2 separate regions of the Homo sapiens genome follow, and region 1 is linked to region 2. The links are chromatin loops, found by intact Hi-C in ENCODE. Cell type or tissue: OCI-LY7. All regions are shown on one strand. Links, peaks and the distances in the headings refer to the core of each region. The heading gives the core; the rest is flanking DNA. Region 1 holds the start of LOC124907758 (a long non-coding RNA gene). Region 2 has its middle 14 kb from the start of SIX3-AS1.

Region 1 (10,768 bases), core at 1,963-9,962, 480 kb after region 2:
TTTGTGAGATTTGTACAGCATATTGTGTGTGGAAATAGTTGATTCATTTTCTTTGCTTTAAAAATATTCCATTATATGAATAAACCACAATTTATTTGTCTTTTCTAATGTTGATGGGCATTTGAGTTATTTCCAGTGTTCAGCTATTAAAAAATACTATGAACATTCTTGCATACGTCTTTTGGTGCACACATTTTTGTAGGGTCTACTATACCAGAGAACGAAATTGCCAGGAAACAGGATGCATATACTTTCAGCTTTAACAGACACTGTCAAGCAGTTTTCCAAAATGGTTTTTCCATTAGTAGTGTATATGAGTTTCAATTGCTCAACGTTATTATCAATACTTGGTTTTGCCAGTCTTAGTTTTCACCATTCTGTTGGAAATATGTTGGTATCTTATTTTGGTTTCAATTTGTATTTACCTGGTGACTATTTCGGTTTAGTATCTTTTTCTGTTTATCGGCCATTTGGATATACTGTTCGTGAAGTGCCTGTTCATGTTTTTCACATTTGTGAAATTAGGTTCTTTTTTTTCCTGTTGATTTGTAAGAATTTGTTATATATTCTGAAAATAAGTCCTTAGTTATATGCATTTCAAATACCGCCTCCTACTCTGTAACTTACATTTCTACTTTCTAAATAGTGTCCTTCAATAACAGAAATTCCTAATTATAACATAGACCAATTTATCAATCTTTTCTGTATGGTTTTTTTTTTTTTGTCCTATTTAAGATATCCTTACCTAACTCAGGGTCATGAAGATATTCTTATGCATTAATGTTAGAAGCTTTACTGCTTTACCCTCTATATTTAGACTTATAGTCTAAATAGAAATCTGAAATTGATATTTGTATATGGTATGAGGTAGAGGACCATGATTTTTTTTCATGAGGTTATCCAGTTGAATCAGAATATTTTATTAAAAATACCATCCATCTTCATTGTTTTGCAGTGCTACCTATGTTATAAAATCAAGTTTCCACATATATGTGGGTATATTTTTGGACTCCTTATCATTTTATTTGACTTTCATCAATCCTTACACCAATACCACGCTATCTTAATTACTGTAGCTTTATAACAAGCCTTGATATCTGGTAGTGTAAATCTTCCAACTTTCTTCCTTTTCTTCCAGATGATTTTGACTATTATTGGTTCTTTACATTTTCATATAAACGTTAAAATCGTTTGTCAGTTTCTACCAAAAAAAAAAAACCCATTGGCTCTATCCACCTATTTTTGTTTCTGCTCTGCTAATAGTATCTCTTCTGTCTCCCTGCCAATGGCTTCAGATCATTTTGGAGTACATTTCTCCCCATTAGGACTTAGGCACTCATTTCTGCAAAGAAGGTATGAGGTACCACTATGAGGTATTTCAGAGTAAAGGCTCATGGTAATGCTTTAAGAGCATGCCTGTGATTCTTAGAAACTTCTTCAGTTCCTTAGAGATTTTGCAAGAAAACATAATTTTTAAAGAGTCAATTATTCAGACTTCTCTAGAAATATATTTTTGTGACAACTGCCAGTATCATATACTTCTAAAATCTCAGGGGATATTCAGAAGCTCCACTCCTATCACTCTTTAAAATCAACGGGAATCACAACTTTGCTAGAATTTTACAATGCAAAAGGTCTTCAGGGCTTACTCCTTTTTTGATTAAGCCCAGTTTTACTTGAAGATCAGTTTTCAAAATGAATAATTACTCATATAATTATTTTTGTTTTATATTGAGAACTGAAACAGCATTATTTTCCCTTAGACCTTGAGCTACATGATGGCCTTCATATGTTCTTGTCCTTTAATTTCTTAATACTCAAATTACAAGCAAACTTTAGAAGTACAATGGTCTAAAATTAGAAGTCAAGGATTTAGGATACCAGTTTGGGTTATGCCATCAAGAATTTATGACTACTCATATACACTCTCTAAACAGAGGAGAGCAATTACACTGCCTATGTGTAATATATTGCATTAACTAGATAACATCTTTAAGGCTAATAAAGTCCATTAGACTAAAATGAACTTCAGAACAGGTACTGTTGGATCCCTATACCTCAAAAATAGTAAAGTTTAATAACTGTGGTTGAATTCATGAGTAACTAATTTTGATCTCATCATTGTTTTTCTGAAAGCACAGAAGAAAAAAATGAGTTAAATGAAAAGTTGACTTTAAATGTTAAGGCAGCTAAATTTCACATTCAGCTTTATTCTCCCCACACTGACTGAGGGTGACATATCTATTCAGGTAAGAGAGTAGAGAGGGCTGAAGAGTCAGGCCTGAATGGGAAAATGTCAGTTGTAGGAGCCTTTAGTGTATTTTTATATAGTGCTAAGCACATGTCTTGCCCACAACATGCATGCTATATGTACTTGTTGATTCCATTGGACAGCACTCAAAGCCACAGCATTGGCATCATGATTCTTTGTAATACAGATGGTGCCTTTATAAGAAATGTTGACTTTAAGCAGAACCTGATTGTACATGCCCATGGCTCAGAAGTCCTCTTTTGTAGGTCACGAAACTAGATGCACATGAAGACAATGGATTCCATGAAGAGAGAGAATAATTTCACGCATATGCTGAAATATCTGGAGTGTTTATGATACTAATTTACCTTTCTAATCATCATTCTCCCCTCTACAAAAAGAAACATGTTCATTAATAATATCCAACATGGATTCTACAGAGTTTCAGGCCTGTGAAAAAAAGGGCCCTCCTAGGGTGAAGTATAAGGCCATTTCTAGGGTCCAGAAGTCTGAAGAAGGCCACTCAGAGAAAACGGTCCCAGCATTTTAAATTATTTACTCAAAATAGAACTATGTTTAATAATAATATTTTCGTTAAATGTTTATAAGTAAATATATTTACCTAAATGTACAGAAATTAGTGTTAACACTCTTATTTATGTAGTACCCAGGTAATCAGAAAGCTCAATCATTATCAAATTATTTTTCCCCATAAGCAAGACTCTAAAATAGCAATAGATGCTCACAATGATAATCATTCACACTAAAGATTCCAATAGACCTCCTGAAGAATTTTTGGAAGTAATTGTTTTGGGTGTATGTTTAAGATTAAGTTTATTATATTCTAATGCTTACAAAACTAGTCATATGTACAATACGTACACATGGACACTAGGTTAAACAGAAAAATTCAATTAGTGAAAAATTCCATTTACTACTTGTTACATAGAATCAGACATTTATTGTATCTGCTGCTTTCTCAAATTCAGGCATATCAGTCACTGTGCTCCCTCTCCTGAAAGTCTTTCCCTATCAGTCTATTATGCAATTCTCTAAGCCCTAAAATTCCCCTCAAAATGCATGAGTTAATTATATTCTATCCTTTCAAACATGTCAACAGTTTCTGTGAACATCTTTTAGGTAATATTTTACTAATATTAAAGTTTACTATTGTTAAATATGGGAAAGTTAAATACATATTCATTTTTAAATAGATCAACAGAATTTTTAATTACAAGGAATTGAAATTTCTAAAACCCGGGTTTAAATGAGTCTAAGCTGTTCAAACTTAACTATATATCTCATTTTTTCCCCATATGTATGATACCTAAAAATATATTTTAGCTTATTTTTTAAACCAGCATACATTCAATTTCTGAAAACAACTCCAAGCTTTGATAGTATCTGATTCATCAAAAGCTTTGTCATTCATCGAAATGATTTTACTTACAAAACATAAATATCAACTTTATCATTAGGGAATGTTTTGTTGAATAGCAATATGAATTCACTGAAGGACATATATCATTTTACTAAAATACTTTGTAAAAATTTACAAATTAGAACAAAGTGATCATCCTTACATGTTCATAAGTTACATAAGAAAATAATATAAACTGAAATTAATTTTAACATAAGCTTCTGAAAGAGAATTGCAAAAATAAAAATGGAATTTATCTTGTCATATCTTGGTGTTCAAAATATTTTTAAAGAAAGGATAGACAGAATGTTCACAGATGACCTGAAGAGCCTTGCCTTAAGTGATGATTTTTTCCTATTCAGCTAGCTATTATAAATATGCTAAAAACAACAGCAAGGACAAAAAAATGCACATAATTAAACTGTCATTATGCCATCAAAAATAGATTTTATATGAACATATAATATTACAAGTGTTCAAAAATAAGTTGATTTATACTTTGCTCCTAGTAGTTCCTTTAAAAACAAATAATTTTTTCAGTAGCTGACAATGCACAAAATAATTACTAAGAGCATGTGAGGTTCCCAGCAAACTTTTTTGCTTATATAATTCTGTTTCCTTTCACATCCACCAAATGGGAAATGGAATCATATGTGACACTAATAATTCTTCATGAAAAACATCATTCTGAACATACTATTGAATAAATGTATTCATATATACATACACACACACACACACATAATATGGATGATAGAAAGTATAGGCATGTATCTCCTATTTATATGATCCAAATGTTCTACAACCCTAAAACCTACATTTCCTTTATCTTCAATAAATATATATATGCATCTCTATGTATGATATGTATAATACATATAAATATGTATGTTTTAATTTGAAATAATGTATTCATTTCACAGCTTTAGATTAGTTCCAAAAATATGGTTCAAAAATATAGAGTTTACAAATGTACCTAATTGATACAAAGAGATCAGCTCCAAAAGAGTAACAGTTTAACCTATTCCCTTCAAAATACGTTAAGATACTCATACATTGCCATTAGTTTACTTTGTTATCTCAAATGATAAATAAAAAGAATCTAGTCTTTCCTGAATTTAAAACAAAGATAGAATTCTCAGATTTTCATATTAATTTGAGTAAACGATCATAATACAGTTTCTGGATAATTAATTTGAGCAATAAGACAAGGGTTGCTGAATTTCTGAATAGGCATTTCTAGAGATAGGCTTAACTCTATTTTGACTTGAACCAAAAAACTAGTTTTATTTAGCATTTTGCAACTCTCTGAACTAAACACAATAATTAGCAGGGAAAATTTTTTTAATGTTCACTTGACCGTTAAAACTGAATGAATTACAATTGTTATACCTAATATGGAGTTTATTCTGGATGTGTGGAGGGTGTGTGTATGTGTGTGCAAGTGACCCACTGAAGTAACAAGCACTCTGCTGCTTGGGAGTGGCAAAAGGTGAGTTGCTCTAAGAGTACAGTACTTACATCCTCAGTTCTGTGTCGCCTAACAGAAACTACAGTATGTTTCAAATCTTTTTTCTTAAAGAGAGTTATAAAATCACTCTTTGATAGGTGCTACAATTTGGTTCAAAGCCTCCTAAAAGTTGAATGGCAATGTTAAAACCATTAAGCACTCAGCTCCTGAACATGGAGAAAATTATGCTTGTATAGCAACTAGGACTTCCTTCTCAAGATTGCAGCAGCAGTCAACATTAACAATGGATGATTCTTGTAATTGGGGTGGAAGGCTAGGGTGGGAGAGGAAAAGAAAAAAAAGTTTACATCATATCTTTCCCTGAGATTACCTAAAAATTTATACTTCATAATTTAACACCATAAAATTACGGCTGTCAATACTTGTTTGGGGACACACTTTCAAATACAAAATGGAACTTAAAAGAAAGATAAGCTACTTAAATCTTAAAAGGGAAACTAAACATTAATGGTAATTTTCTCATGTATCACATTTCAAAGAAGAGCCCTTACAGTATAAAGATTCCATGAGTTCGTGACAGCTTTATTCTTAGACCCACAAATCGAGCCATTGTTATGCTCTGAAACTGTAGGAACTGCTGCCACCTATAGGATCTGAACAACAATGGCAGTGTTTTACTCAGCAGTACCCTCTACTGGGGACAGAAATGTGATGAATGTGTAGGCACTTTTCTTAACAGCAGGTGGCCTCACTTTTGCTACAGATTTACCTCAAAAATGTTGGTTTAAAAGCTTTTTCATGTTTTGTAAAATAAACTCCAACTTCCGCCTGAATCTAAAGTTGCTAGGTGATCTGAGATAGGAAAAAAACCCACAACCGTGAACTCTGAAAATTCACTTCCATAAACAGTTTCACAAAGTTGTTCCCCAGTTGCTAATCTAATGTCACTTAGTGCCATGCCATACCAACCAAGACACAAAAGAGAGGTACTCTACTGAGACTCCCTGCATAAGGGTGAAATTAAGGAAAGTTTTTATTGAGTATAAAATGTCTGTTACCATAATTAGTCCCATCTTTCTAGAATTTATTACACTCTGTAATATAAAGTAACTATAAAGATGCCAGTTTCTTGTGGCATTCTTAGGTAACTAATATTAAGCAAGGTTATACATTTTTAAAGATATTTACTGTTGAGGATTAGTAAACTCAAACATTTAAGAATAGCAATATGTACCAAGGATGTCAGCAAAATTTTCTTAGAAAAGAAAAGCAATTGCCGGGCGCGGTGGCTCACGCCTGTAATCCCAGCACCTTGGGAGGCCGAGGCGGGCGGATCACGAGGTCAGGAGATCGAGACCATCCTGGCTAACATGATGAAACCCCGTCTCTACTAAAAATACAAAAAATTAGCCGGCGTGGTGGCGGGCGCCTGTAGTCCCGGCTACTCGGGAGGCTGAGGCAGGAGAATGGGGTGAACCCAGAAGGTGGAGCTTGCAGTGAGCCGAGATCGTGCCACTGCACTCCAGCCTGGGCGACAGAGCGAGACGCCTCTCAAAAAAAAAAAAAAAAAGGAAGAAAAGAAAAGCAATTAACTTTTATATCTTTTTATTGCAACCAGAAAATGACACCTTCCCTTTGGTTTTATTCCATCCATACAAATTAATTAAAATAACTAATGCCTTTATTATTGTTAAAGATTTGAAAGCATTTTAAATGTTAACAAATAAAAGGTGTTATAACCAAGGGCAGAAGGATTTCAGCATATTCAGAAGCCAAGGTAAAGTAGGTCTATAAACTAAAGAAAATCTTGTAACAGAAAATCATTCAGTCAGAGTCAAGTAGCACTCATACTATGAAAATAAAAAATATTATCCACCATATTGCTGTAGACATGCCATCAACTGATGATATTGCAAAGGCTAAACTCTAAACCTATATCTGTAATCACAGCAAATGGTGGCAAGAAAAAAAATATATAGACTTAGAACAAAACAAAGAAACAAAATAATACCCAATTCAAAGCCATGAAAAAGCAAATAAAATTATTATTGAAATGCTGACTATTGCAGAAATATTGGGTGAATATTTCAAAATGTAGCCAGCTATCCAGATATTTATCATGTTTCTTTAGAAAAAAATTAGGATTTGTTTTTAAGTATATTCAGATCTTTGGTCACAAAATCACAGATTCCTAGAAAATATTTAATATACATTGCTTTTAATTTTACACATTAAATCTATGGTACATATAGGTATTTTTTAGGGCCACTGAAACAAATTGTCACTGCAGCCTTACATACGCTGTTTGCCACTGAAATCTTAGAAAGGAATGGACATGGAGGAAGTACCATCCGTCCCTTTGTGTGAAGTAGCTTTGTTAATTCCATGAGTTCTCACACTACTGCCTTTCACCTGTGACCAAGCTTAGCCTATACCTGTACCATTGTGAATATGCTAATAGTCCTGAATTTAGGCCTATCACCTTCCTTCTTTTCTTTAAATATCTTTACATGTCTGGCCTGGCACCATTTTCTTCAAATGACTATTCTTTAGTGCGAACAAAAGCTCTGATGGACTCTTCAATTCCTTTCATAGTTAAGAAATGGCAGCTAGGCAAAATGGAGGAATAGAAAAAGCTAAATGTGCTCAACCAAAAATGTACTATAACCTTATAATTCTAGATAACTGGGCTTTATCTTAAATCTATACTTTTGAGATTTATAATTTTTTCCAGCTACCTACACAACTTATTTTTAAATTGTTTATTGAGTTACTGTAGTTTATGTTTTTCAGCTTTAAACTGTTTTATCAATTTCCAAACCAGGGTGGGGAAATATGGTTTAAAAATAGTTTTAACTTATAATAGGGCTTAGCAAACTTATTTGATACAAAGTTGTATATAAATATCATTGTACTGAAACCAATACACCAGACTTATATAGATCCACTGGTTCTCAGGGTGGGTACACCTGTACACCCCAATCCTGGACTTCTCCAAAATTTCTGATAACATCATGGGTTTGCTCTACTATGAAGTGCATGTTATTAGATCAAATCTCCAAGCTCCTATTAACTCTATAATGAACTACGGCAAACTGAACTTTTGTTGTGTGTTTTCTAAAAGATAGTGATTAAATACATAGGTAGGCAGATATAATTGTATGTGGTAATACATGCCTACAATGTTTTTCAAATTTTGTTTAAATAATTTTTAAAATTTTCCTAAATTCTCTATATCCTCATAGTAATGATGTCTCTGAGACTATAACCCAGAACTACCATTGATATGACTGTATAAAAGCTTTCTTTCATTACTTCAGTAATAAGCCATTTGGATAATAATAATAGCTGGGATATAGCACCCACCATGTGTCATGTACTAGGTGCTTTTTATTCATAAGCATTGATCCTTAGACCAATCCTTTGAGTTATTATCCCCATTTTACAGATGAGGAAATTGAAAGACAAGTAAATTACATGGCTTGCCTAAGACCACGAGGTCTGTGGATTACAAATTAAGTGCTCTTTCTGTTAAGCAACTGTAGATATAATTTAATTCAATTCCAGAAAACAATATTGAGCTACATGGAACATATGATTCTAAGCATTTTTTTTTTCACAAAGTAATTTAGTTTATAAAATTAGGTAACTCAAAATCTCACAAACATATAAAGTTTTTTTTTACACAGTGTAAAAACACCTTTACACATTTTTAAGAACCCTAAAACCCTGAACATGACAAGATTTAATATTTCACTTATATTCTTGATATATGTTAATATCATCACACAATAAAATGAACACATTTCACAGCAAGAAAAGGACTCAGGAGCTAGAAAATTTAAATAGTTGATGCTACAAAGTCACTATGTATCCCATTTTAAGAATATGTTATACTATGCAAAACTGTAGAAGGACCACATATTGATAATGAGTGGGATCTTTTGAATTTGCAATAATCTTTACCTTTAAGAAATTAATAATCTCCTACTACTTTTTTTTTTCCAACCACATGCTTTCACCACTTTAGTAGTGTCTTCATTTTGAAAGCACTTGGAATAAACAGTTTAAAAACTGTAATTTTCTTTGTAGGTACAGTATTAAATTGCAGTATCAACTCAAGCACCGAAGAACTACAGTGCTACCCTGAGGACAAAAGGCATTTTAGATGTCGTAAATATATTATGAAGAAGTCTTTTCTTTAAATTGTCAGCAAGATAACCTCATTCTTTCCTTTTTAATAGTGATTTAGTGTTGTTTCACACAAAAATCAAATGCAATGGTATTTATGGTACCATACATTATATGATAAGAAACAAAAAGGTTTCAAAGGATATCCTAAAGCTTCAGTTTTAAGGGACATAAGTAGGTGAGCAGATGGTTCTCAGAGAATGCAGTCACAGACTTTCCCCTTCAGAATATTCCTAAACGATACATTTTGATTTGAAGGGTCCTGTTCGTAGGTCCATCATATGCTTCTAGTAAATCAACACTGAAATGAGATCATGCATAAGATTTCTTTTTTAAATAAAATTTCTCTTTAAAATAGTGAGGTATCCAACAGTCCTCTGCCTTTTGAAGGCCATCCTTGTAATATACACAATGTTGCCAGCTCTACTTGCCACACCAGTTATTCCTTTCAAAAATTTCTACTTATAGGCCAGGCGCGGTGGCTCATGCCTGTAATCCCAGCACTTTGGGAGCCAAGACGGGCGGATCACAAGGTGAAGAGATCAAGACCATCCTGGCCAACATGGTGAAACCCCATCTCTACTAAAACAACAAAAATTAGCTGGGTGTGGTGGCACGCACCTGTAATCCTAGCTACTCAGGAAGCTGAGACAGGAGAATCACTAGAACCCAGGAGGCGGAGGTTGCAATGAGCCAAGATGACGCCACTGCACTCCAGCCTGGGTGACAGAGCAAGACTCCATCTCAAAAAAAAAAAAAAAATTTCAACCTATATTCTTACTATTTAAAAACTTCAACTTTTCAAATAAGGTCCATTCTATATTCCTTTATTCAGAACAAGTCCAACCACTTACTAAAAGTTTCCATTTGTTTTTATTAAAGCCTAATTTATCTACTTTAAAATTTAAATCAGATATTAATAAAATTTATTAAATACTCAAGAGGATACAAAAGAAATAATGGAACATGGATATTAAACTAAGCCACATGCTATAGAAGGATTACATTTTGACTCTTTTCAACTGTATCATTTTGGTAAATATTAGAATCAAGTTTGTTCAAATAATAATACATTCTCGAGTTTCATCTATCACTATGTCTCAGGTCTTTTCTTGTCATTCTTGTGTCTGGCCAGTCTTTCACGATGAATGTCATAAATATTACTCAGTTCTACATACCAGGCACTGAATAAAGAAAAGTTATTAGTATGAGGAGCTTACATTTTAGCAGAATAGAGAGCAAAAACGGAAATAGAGAATTGCAGCATAGAGGGTTTCCATGTATTTACAGTGCTGTTAGTGCAATTAATAGAGATATCAAGCAATGTTATTTGGAGTACAGGGAGGAGCATTTGGTCTGGCATAGTGAGGAAGGTCAGGAATAACATTTAACACAGTTGTTTGCTGAATTTGAATCTGAAAGGAAGCAGTCACTG
Region 2 (10,768 bases), core at 899-8,898:
ATTATGGGAACCAACATCCAAAGGCCAGGACATGACGGAAAGGGCCACCTAGAGAAGGGGGGCATTTGGAGAAGGGAGCTGCTGGAGCTGCTAGGGACAAGGCAGTGTCCATCCTGTGAGCAGGAGGTAGATGGGTAAAAAGGCAAGGCAGCAGGAAGGAGGAAGGAGGGGAAGCCAGGGTCATGCTGAGATGTAAAAAAGTGAAGATATCATACGTTGCCCCTACCCCTTGGCATTAGGAAACATTCAACCAAACAACCGAGGAGGAGACTAATGAGCAGGGATGAAAGGGGGACTCCAAGGTGAAGTCTGCAGAGCCCATCACTGTAGTCTTCTATGCCACAGAGCAGCAGAGAATCAATGTCTGGGAGGCTTGGTGCTGGGCTGGCAACCAGAGAGAGTGGCCAGGAATCCTGAAATGAAATGGAGGCAAGGAGGGCAGAACTGGCCAGGAGCACGGGCTCATCTACCATGTGGCTAGATAGGAAAAGCCCATGGGCAGGAGATAGACCCCCGGCTTCCCACTCCCTAACTCCACCCCCATCCCAGCCACCGTGTCCCTACTCCACAGCTGCCACCACCAGGCCTGCTTCCTCTCTAGAGGCAGTTGTTGAGCACATGTCTATGAGGAGAGAATGGGAAAGTCAACGTGATCCCATCAGTTATTCCTTTTTTTTTTTTTTTTGAGATGGAGTCTCACTCTGTTGCCCAGGCTATAGTGCAGTGGCCCGATCTTGGCTCACTGCAACCTCCGCCTCCCAGGTTCAAGCAATTCTCCTGCCTCAGCCTCCTAAGTAGCTGGGATTACAGGTGCCGGCCACTAAACCTGGCTAATTTTTTGTATTTTTATTGGAGATGGGGTTTCGCCATACTGGCCAGGCTGGTCTCGAATTCCTGACCTCAAGTGATCCACCCGCCTCGGCCTCCCAAAGTGCTGGGATTACAGGTGTAAGGCACTGCGCCCAGCCTGTTTTTTAATTAAATGCTAGTTCCCTCCACAAAGTTTCCACTCAGAAAAACACCAGCTGCTTCCACAGAGAAATCTTCCTGGCAACTGTCACAACTCCCTTTTCTTTCTACCCAGGGTAGGCCTGGGTTTGCAGTCAGGCAACTGACTATATCAAGTACCAAGAGAGGGCATGAGCCACCACGCCCAGCCCAGTTGTTCCTCTTTACACTGAGATAAATGGACATGAAGACTTGTGTTCAAATGCTTGATGTTTAAATTCAAAAAGAAGCAGGGAGAGATGGAAGGGTTACTCTAAAGTGTGTCAAAATATGATGAGTACAGATAGCACCAGGGAGTAACTTTCAGTACGAGGGTACAAACTGACCCCAAGTGAGAATGTTCTGTCTCAATTCCAAGTGCTTCATGGTGACATCATCGCCAAGGCCGCCCTCCTTCCTCAGCAGCATGCAGTGTTCCTCCAGGGCACCGCCTGTTATTCTCCTGCCCTTGCCCGAGTGGTACTCCCCCCTTGCAAGTCCCCTGACTGCTTCCCTTTCAGCTGACCCCAGAGAGTCCTCCTGTTGCTCCAGGCAACAGACAGTCTGCTCAGATGCTCTCCTGTCCCCTCCTTTTAGGTGGTCCCCTCCTTTTAGGTGATTTCCACGGCTCTGGGTTCTGCATGCCCCATCAGGGTCACCTGTAGATTTCTCTAGGCATATTCTGTGGCAGGCTGGTAATGCCTGTTTTTTTGTTTTGTTTTGTTTTGTTTTTGAGATGGAGTCTCACTCTGTCGCCCAGGCTGGAGTGCAGTGGCACGATCTTGGCTCACTGCAACCTCCAACTCCTGAGTTCAAGCGATTCTCCTGCCTCAACTTCCCAAGTAGCTGGGACTATAGGCACATGCCACCACGCCCGGCTAATTTTTTTGTATTTTTAGGAGAGACAGGGTTTCACCATTTTAGCCAGGATGGTCTCCATCTCCTGACCTCGTGATCCGCCCACCTCGGCCTCCCAAAGTGCTGGGATTACAGGCATGAGCCACCGCACCCGGCACTGCCTGGTTTTTAAGCCTATGGTACTTTTTCATTCACTCACCCATCCAATCAACAGAGTCTGGCTTTGTGTTAGGTGCTGTGGGCAATACAAAAGGTGCATTTAACACAGCCCCATACCCTGTCTAGCAGGAGAAATAAGCCATGCACTGCAATCACAGTAAAGCCAGGCAGAATGTGGTCTGGGGCTCTCTGCTGGCCAGGATAGCTCCATGAGGGCACCATTTTCTGCACTGTCACTTCCCCCACCACCTGAGGTGCATCCTTTCTCCTGCTACTTGAAAAATCCCAGCTCCTTCTGGCCCATCTGCAGGGTCGCTGTTTCCTCTGCTTCTGGACAGGTCATGATGACTCTGGTATCTCTGAGTCACTCTTCCCAGCTTAGCTTACTGTCCCCACCCTGTCTCTAAGCTGTTCTCCAGTGACTCAGGAGCCCAGATGTTCCTGGGGCATGCAGTTCCAAACTCGCATCATTGCAAGTTTTTAGTTTTAAATAAACATAGAAAACAATACAGCCGGCCGGGCACGGTGGCTCATGCCTGTAATCCCAGCACTTTGGGAGGCCAAGGCAGGCAGATCACTTAAGGTCAGGAGTTCAAGACCAGCCTGGCCAATATGCTGAAACCCTGTTTCTACTAAAAATAAAAATAAATAAATAAATAAGCTGGGCGTGGTGGTGTGCACCTGTAGTCCCAGCTATTGAAGAGGCTGAGGAAGGAGAATCACTTGAACCCAGGAGGCAGAGGTTGCAGTGAGCTGAGATGGAGCCACTGCACTCCAGCCTGGGTGATGGAAGGAGACTCCATCAGAGGGAGACTCCATCTCAAAAACAACAACAAGAATAACAACAATACAACCGAAGTTCTCACAAAGAGACAAGGGGGGAGTGTTGACACAGAAGGAAGAGCTAAACAGCTGCAGACGGAGGTGACACCCACTGAGGAGGGAGCAGCCTTCCCTGGAGGGACAAGGGGATATGTCACAATTCTATTTGTCTCTGATGGAGCTTTGGGAAAGGAGCACCACAGGGTTGGCCTGGATTATCCCCCAGAGCTCAGGGCCCCCAGCCACTCCCTTCCAAGGGACCCACATTCTCCCCTCCAACACACACTACCAGGGCTCCAGTCTCTCCGCTTTCCTGGAAGATGGAAGAGAGGAAAGCTTGGACTAGAACTTCTTACCCTATTGCAGGGGGACTTCAGGGGGAGAAAGAGGACTAGCAAGAATCCTATAACCTCAGGCCCTCAATTCCCTCAACTATAAAAATGAGGATGAAAATACTGATCTCCCAGGATGCTGCAAGGATGAAAAAAAAAATAAGCTGGTGTAAGAACCTAGGACATGGCTGGATGCCTAGAAAGCATTCAGTCATAAATTTTCACTTTCTTTCTCCTTCGCAGCTGTCTTTCTCATGTAAAGTTTTCACATTTTAGGCACTTACTATGGCTTTATGATAGAGACGGATTTTCCCCCAGGACATCCAGGGGATAGGGTGAGCATCTGGCTGCCCCTACCTGACTGACCCGGAGAGGTGGAGTTAGGTGTTCCCTGGGTCTGGAGAAAGGGAGAATTCTGGCATCAAGGGGAGAGTCTGACTCTGGGAGAGAACGGCCATGAAAAAAATGCCTGGAGCCAGGATCTTATCTACCTTCTCCAGCTTGTGTAGAAATCTAAGGGCTGGGTGCGGTGGCTTACGTCTGTAATCCCAGCACTTTGGAAGGCCAAGGTGGGAAGACTACTTGAGCCCAGGAGTTTGAGACCAGCTTGTGCAACATAGTGAAACCCTGTCTCTTAAAAAAATACAAAAATTAGCTGGGCATGGTGGTGTGCACCTTTTGTCCCAGCTACTCAGGAGGCTGAGGTGGGAGGACTGCTTGAGCCCTGAAGGGTGAGGCTGCAGTGAGCCATGATAATGCAACTGCACTGCAGCCTGGGTGACAGAGCGAGGCCCTGTCTCAAAGGAAAAAAAGAAATTTAAGACCCTAGCCCCTGAGGCCCTCCAGGATGCCAGCAGCTTTGCTGGGCTGGCCCTGTGACCCTGTCCCACAGCCAACTTGACCTACTCTTCCTGCAAACTACCAATCATGGTTTGTCTCATTACGTTGTTTAAATTCCCAGTCTCTCCTGACTTCCTCTCCCACCATGAACCTCTTTATCATAAGACAATCCAGGCTCAATCCCAAAGGACCGCAAACCGTTTCCAAAAACCCTGGGAAATTCATAGTTTTGGAGATTTCAGAAAGGTACCTATAATGGTCCGTATATTCTGTATTACATAACACCACCCAAGGGGGTCCAGAGCAGTACCTGTAATCCAACACATCAGCATTTCTGCAGTGAAACATCTGATATCTATGACAAGCAGGATAAATAAAGACTATAAATAGCTTCATACTGTTTAGGTCAGGTTTGGCTGCCAAATAGTTTTGGCAGCAAACATACCAAACAAACAAAAAACCCCAAAGCTTTTAGAATGATTGCATCTGTAGAGAAGAGAGTAATGGTTAGTATTTATGCTGCCTGAGAGAGAAGCAGGCAAGCAAAACTGTAGCTGAGAAAAGGAAAAGAGCCTGTGATGGCTCCTCTTAACCACTCCCCACCACCACCACCACCATCCTCTTTCCAGACCACCTGGCATTGGAACGCAGCCTCCCTTAGGCACCATGGTGGACTCTATAGAGCAATCGGCCACCTAACTAGCTTTGTACTTAAGGACAGAGACTTAGCCAGAATCTCGGTTTCCTTGTCTATTTAAATGGAAAACGAAGCAATTCCAAATATTCCTTTCACTGCTGACACTTGATACTCTTATCAATACATTCGCCCAAGCTGGCTGGCTATGCTGTCCAGAGCAAAGCAATGTCTTCACCATCAGACTGTGGAGCACCCCAGGAAACAGCTGTCCCTCTCAGCACCCAATGCTCTTTTGTACCCAGGTGTCTTTGGACACACACTTCCCAGTCCCTTGACTGTCCTTCCCTCCTCACTGGCCTGGAAAACTCATGCTTATCCATCAAGATTTGTTTCAAAGGCCCTCCTCGGGCTCCCACTTTGTCCATACCTCCATATGGCAGCTTCAATGATAATTTGTGTATTGTGTTTCTCTGCTTGCACTAAACTATAATCGCAGGGCCAGGGTCTAGGCTGCCATTGGCTGTCTCCAAGGTGTGGCAGCGTCAGGCATATGGAAGGCCTTCAGCAAGCCCTTGTGGAGAGGAGAGGGTACTAGCTCCGCATGGCTTCCCACCAGACAGCCTATCACCATGGAAGACAGCCCCACACTCCCGCTGTAGGAGACCTAGAGGCATCTATCTGCAAGACAAGAAGTTAATAGTGCCGAAGAAGGGAAATATTAGCATGAGACCTATTGCAAGTCCAGGTGGGCAGCCACGGGATCAAGTAGTAAAGCAAGAGAAAGGAGCTAGAAAGGTGACTCCAAATCCCACAGGCCAGGGTGGAGGGTCCTACCCACGCAAAATGGTGGACTTTGGTATAAGACAGCGCGCAGTCCCTCAAGAGGAGAAGCAGGCTATCCCGGTGGAAGAGGTGTTGCGAAAACTCGAGCAGAAAAGGACAGCGCGGCAGGGCAAGGCCCCCCACACCACCCACGTGCACTACCAAGGCCCGCGGTGCGGAGGGTTCGCATGCTATGCACCATCGCCGCGAGGTGGCAGCAAAAACCCGCCAGTGGCCCCAGAGCGCGCTGCTTTCCGCCTCCAACCTGCAGTGCTTTGCGCCAGGGTGCGCACAGCCAGCGCGAGGGGCGTCCGGCCGCGGAACCGCGGGGTCCAAGGCTGAGCACTGCTGCCAGGCTTCGGGGTCCTCGGAGGCCAAAGAGGGGACTTCCCTGGGTCTCTGGCTCTTGAGAGCTCCCAGACTGGAGTCTGGCAACTTCTTGGGGGCATCATGGAATCTAGCTATCCGACCTGCAGCCTTCCTCAGCTCTCCCATCCCTGGGGGAACGGGTCCACCATACTCCTGCCTCCCCGCTGGCCCGGCGTGAGGGGTTGCGTCCTGGACTCTTCTGCGGGGACAGAGCCCTAGTCCGCCTACATCCTTCACCACATACCTCCTGCTCCTACCCACCGCTCCCGCCAGCACGCGAGAGCGGGTCTGGAAGCTGAGGCTTCCCTCCCTGTCCTGCTCCTGGGTACCTGCCACACACGCGCCCACACAGTCGGAGACAGTTGCGGGCGTGGAGTCACCCAAAGGCCACGCACGCAGACACGCACTGGCACAGATGCGCCCTGGTCGCACCTACACTCCAAGCTCGCTAGGAGCAGATGTGAAAGGCCCAGGGGTGCAATGTGCAATGGAAGAATCGCAGGACTAGGGGCCGAGAAACTTGAGTTTGACTTTGACTCACTCCATTTCTCTGGGTCTCTAAACTCTCGCGTGTCCAATAACAAGATCGCCAAGCTGCCTGGAAGCCGACGCCTCCTCTGCGTGGAAGCGCCGCGGCAGCCCGGAAAAGCCTCTCTGAATGTCCCAAAAGGGCAAATGGAACATTCCCGCGCTGGGTTGGCTTGACCCCTGGAGACCGAGGCAAGGAGGTCGCGCGAAAACGGTGTGCAGGAGGCTGCGCGCACTGAAGTTTCGCAGAGCCTGCGAAGACTCAGGGGTTCGGAGGCGCGCGCGTCCTGGGTCCCTTGCGACACTTCTGACCCTCGGTACCCTTCTCACGGGCCACGCTTCCACTCACCCAGTGCGCTGCTCTCCTCGGGTCACCCCAGTTACTCCTGGAGGATTTGGAGCCTGGGACTCGAGCTTTCACCGTCCTCCCGCACCCCAGTGCCAGCTGTTATTGTGCAGTAGAACAAAGGCCGAAATGGGTGGGTATGGGAGGAGACCTGGCCCTACAGGACTCCCATTCTGGTAGGGAATGGGTTTTGGAACAAAGTGCAAGGGTTTGATTGGTTCGCGGCGTCCACCGACAGACCCCTCTAAGGAGCACGTGTGAGCACGTGAATTGTGAGCGCACAGGAAGCTGAAGGTCGGAGGGCAGCCTATAAGGTCTGCAGCTGGTCATCAAGTCCTCACCATTCCTCCTTGGAAATGCCTTTAACCCATTCTGGCGTCTTAGCTCAGTCCTGCCTATTGGAATAGTTTCCTAGGGGCCTTCCTGTCTACAGCCTCACTGCCCCCGACTACAGTCCTTAAGCAGGACACTGGATATTACCACTTAAGCTTTCATACAGTTTTTTTGTTTGTCTGTTTGTTTGTTTGTTTGACTGTTTTGAGACGGAGTCTCCCTCTGTCTCCAGGCTGGAGTGCAGTGCGGCAATCTCAGCTCACTGCAACCTCCGCCTCCTGGGTTCAAGTGCTTCTTGTGCCTCAGCCTCCCGAGTGGCTGGGATTACAGGCATGTGCCACCACCCCCAGCTAATTTTTGTATTTTTAGTAGAGACGGGGTTTCACCATGTTGGTCAGGATGGGCTCGATCTCCTGACCACGTAATCCGCCCGCCTCGGCCTCCCAAAGTCCTGGGATTACAGGCGTGAGCCACCGCGCCCAGCCACTTTCATACAGTTTTATTTGGCTCCCCAGTACCCATGGGATCAAGGCCACACAACTTGCCTGATCTTGTAATTAATCCCTACTCCCTCTTCCCTCAGAATCAATTACCAACCTCTCAAAAACCCATGGGCCCCACACTACAGTACTCCCGGCGGGCCAGCCACACTGCACTGCTCCCCACTGGACCTGACACCTCCTCCATGCCTTCCCACCTGCCATTCCTGCCTAGAATCTCCTCCACTCAATCCGATTCATCCTTCTGGGTCAGTGCCATCTGCTCAGAGAACTCAGAGAAGCCCTCTCTATCCCCACCGCCAAAGTTGTAGTAATTAATTGCGAAGTTGACACTCCGGGAAACACTGTGTGCAACTCCACGGGGTTGGTTTGTTTTTAAGTGGTGACCTCAACTGTCCCTCCTACTGGATCGTGAGAAACTTGAGGACAGGGCTCAATTGTGCTTGTCCCTCTCCCCTCCATTCTTCGAGAACTTAGTTGATATTTCTGCATCATGCTCACAAGCACTGGACAAGCCCCCGGGCTCATCTGCAGGTAGACTTGTCACCCGCACAAGGTAAATATTTCTCTTGCAATTCATGAGAATCTGCACAACAGTCTCACTGCACACTCAACAACGTTCACATGTATCCACACACTTCACATCCTCGATTCCCAGGCCCACTGGGAAGTGCTGGTGGTTTAAGCGGAGGCCGGTCCGCTGTGGGAGCGGAGGCCCCTGAAATCCCCGCTCTTTCTCCTGGCTTGGTAGGTCTGCCTGCACGTAGCTGCTTGCTGAGCGCTTGTCTCGCGTCTGGTCCTCCTAGGCAGCGCGTAGGAGGCGCGTTCCTGCAAAGTCCTAGTGCAGGTGGCGGGAGCGATGGCGCGCCCAGAAGGGCAGAGCCCAGGGCCGCCCGCTCCCGGTCCTATCCCACTCCCTTCTCCCGCTTTTGCCTCATCTTGCGTGCCCAGAGAGGCGTCTCAGAAAAGTATTTCCCCCGCTATCGGGAGCGCACGGCGAGGAAGACAGAGAAGGTCATCGAGTGTGTTGGTGTAGCCGGGTGAAGGTGGAGGTTGGCTGTGTGACAGTGGCCAAATTATGGCCCTCTCTGAGCTTCCGTTTCACCTCCCGGTATAAGCGTAGCCGCTTCAGCTCAGACACACAGGGGAAAGGCAGCGGTGGCCGGGGCCTGGGTTCCGTGCGCCCGCACATGTACAAGTGTCCGTCGGTCCTCTGTCCTTCCTCCCAGTCGGGCCTGGCCAGGCGGCGCCAGTGTGTCCCGGGCGAGGTAGGGGCAGGCAAAAGGCGGCTGCGCCTGTCCCGGGCTGCAGAGGGAGAGGCGCATACGCAGGGAATTAGCAGCGCTTCCAGTCGTTAAGGGGCCTTGCTAAGATATTCTGTTGAATGGCGGCAAATTAATTATTATGGTAAATATCGCAAAATCCAACAAACCAAAGGCAGTGCGGGCCCAGCCACAGGCCGGGCCATCGCCTGAGGCAGCCCAGCCCCGCGGGAACCGGGTGCGGAGAAAGACGGCGCGGCTGCAGGACCAGGGCATCAGGCTGGGAGAGGCCGGGGCTTCGGCCACAGCGCCTCCCAGCGGCCTGAAAGAAGAAAGACGGAGTCCGAGCCTGAGAGGTGGGGACAAAGGCCCAGCGAGAGAGCGCCGCGAAGGCCGGAGGGCGGAGCGGGGACCAAGGGGCGCGCTCCCCACCGGGCCACGTCCGCAGATCCCGGACCCCTGCCCCGGGGGCCGCGTCCCCCACGCCCCGCCGCGCTCCCCCTCACGTCTGGACCCTGCCTTGGTCCCTCGGACCTCCTGTTTCGGTTCCTGGGCCCCGCACACTCTTCCTGCCTGCAGGGATCCGAGAAGTCCCCAGGGAACTCGCCCCTCCTGCCAAGCCTCATCTTTTCAGAAAAAAATAAAAATAAAAAATAAAAGATAGAGAACAGCCAGTGCCTGGCTGGTCTGTAGCTCCTCCAGCCACACAGCCATTTCCATCCTCAGGCAGAGAGGGCCTCCACCCTGACTGAGCCTGCCGTGAGCAGCCTGGCGGGGCTGGAGTGTAGGCAGAGCCTGGCACATGCATGTGTGTGTGACTTGCCTGTGCTCTCCTTTCTTGCCAGCACATTCTGTAAAGGTCCTCGACGTCTTGACGGGTTAGACTCCTGCAGGTTAAAGCCCTTTTCTTTTCCAAAAAGAGTGTGTGTAGAAACCAGTTAGAGTCGTGGTTTTATTTGTAAAAAGTGGGGAGTCGTTGCTAGGAGTGGAGATATGCTTCTGTCCCTTGCGGCATCCCTGAGCAGAAGTGGGTGGTTGCCTATGCCCACTGTAGAAGGCAGAGGGGTGTGTGTGTGTGTGTGTGTGTGTGCATGCAGAGCAGTGACTGTGTGTGTCTTACGAATGGAATCATATTGGGGGCATCTCTAAGAGTGTGTAGTGTGAGGGGAAAAGCTGCCCCTGAGTCCAGGGAAGGGAGGCATGGGAAGGTGGGTGCTTTCTTGGGTGGGCCTCTTCTGGGCAGAGGAAGCTGCATGACCTCCCCAGCCCACAAGGGGAATGGGTGCTGTTGGGCCCCAAACTGCTGTGCACCCCCAGTATTCGTCCCACTTCCCAAGTCCAGCCGGCCACAAGTCAACGTGCTCCCCTAGGCGCTTTCTTGGAGAAGGAATTGCTCTCCTGCTGCAATGGCACCCTCTCCCCAACCAGCCTTGGCCCTCCCCCTGCTTAAGCCTGGGAAGCTGCTCCCCATCTTCCCTCAGACCCTTCCGGCTCCCGCCCCTTCCCTGTTCTCTCCTCTCCTCACTTTTTGTTTCAACTCCCTCTCCTTTCTCTCCCTTTTCCTTTTGCCTTTATCCTCACTCTATAATTTATAGCCCTCTTCTTCACTCTCCCTTCTTGCTCTGCAGAACAGCATAACATGGGCGTTTAGGGGTGGATTGTAACACAGAGGCCTCTGTTTACCTGCTCACTCCCAACAGCAGGCATGCTTCTCTCAAGGTGCTTATCTAGTTCCCTACCTATCTTCTTTGGGCCCTAGCCTAGTGTGTGTGTGTGTGTTTGTGTGTGTGTGTGTGTGTGTGTGTGTGTGTGCGTGCAATGAATGGGTGGTCTGTGAGTCCCTAGAGTCAAGCTCTGTGGTTTGGAGGTTGGCATGCCTCTGGGTGGCATGTCTTATGTCTCTGGGTTGGCTCACAGGTATGTGTGTGTGCCCGAAGGTTTCCTCTGTGTGTTTGTCATGGTGACTGTGTAGT

What was found. A loop is a pair of places that touch in the nucleus more often than their neighbours do. Peaks named below come from ENCODE experiments on the same cell type or tissue, not always from the same donor. Only the 100,000 strongest peaks of a DNase experiment are listed, where the experiment ranks them.
Region 1: it touches region 2 in a loop (9-fold over the local background); 96 of 110 quality-filtered maps call a loop at or near these places.

What each region holds. Positions count from the first base shown.
Region 1 is chr2:44,474,647-44,485,414 of GRCh38, reverse strand. All of the region lies in intron 3 of CAMKMT (calmodulin-lysine N-methyltransferase), which reads right to left. LOC124907758 (a long non-coding RNA gene) reads right to left here and starts at 9,624. Exons shown (of 2, transcript XR_007086302.1): 1 at 1-9,624. In OCI-LY7, for the core only: CTCF peaks have their summits at 5,592 and 5,825 (motif pointing left); a DNase peak (open chromatin) is centred at 5,804.
Region 2 is chr2:44,950,707-44,961,474 of GRCh38, reverse strand. No RefSeq gene overlaps it. Among named protein-coding and RNA genes, the nearest start is that of SIX3-AS1, 14 kb to the right of the region's middle. RefSeq lists silencers at 5,582-5,771, 9,209-9,258 and an enhancer at 5,642-6,348. In OCI-LY7, for the core only: CTCF peaks have their summits at 5,459 and 5,659 (motif pointing right); a DNase peak (open chromatin) is centred at 5,664.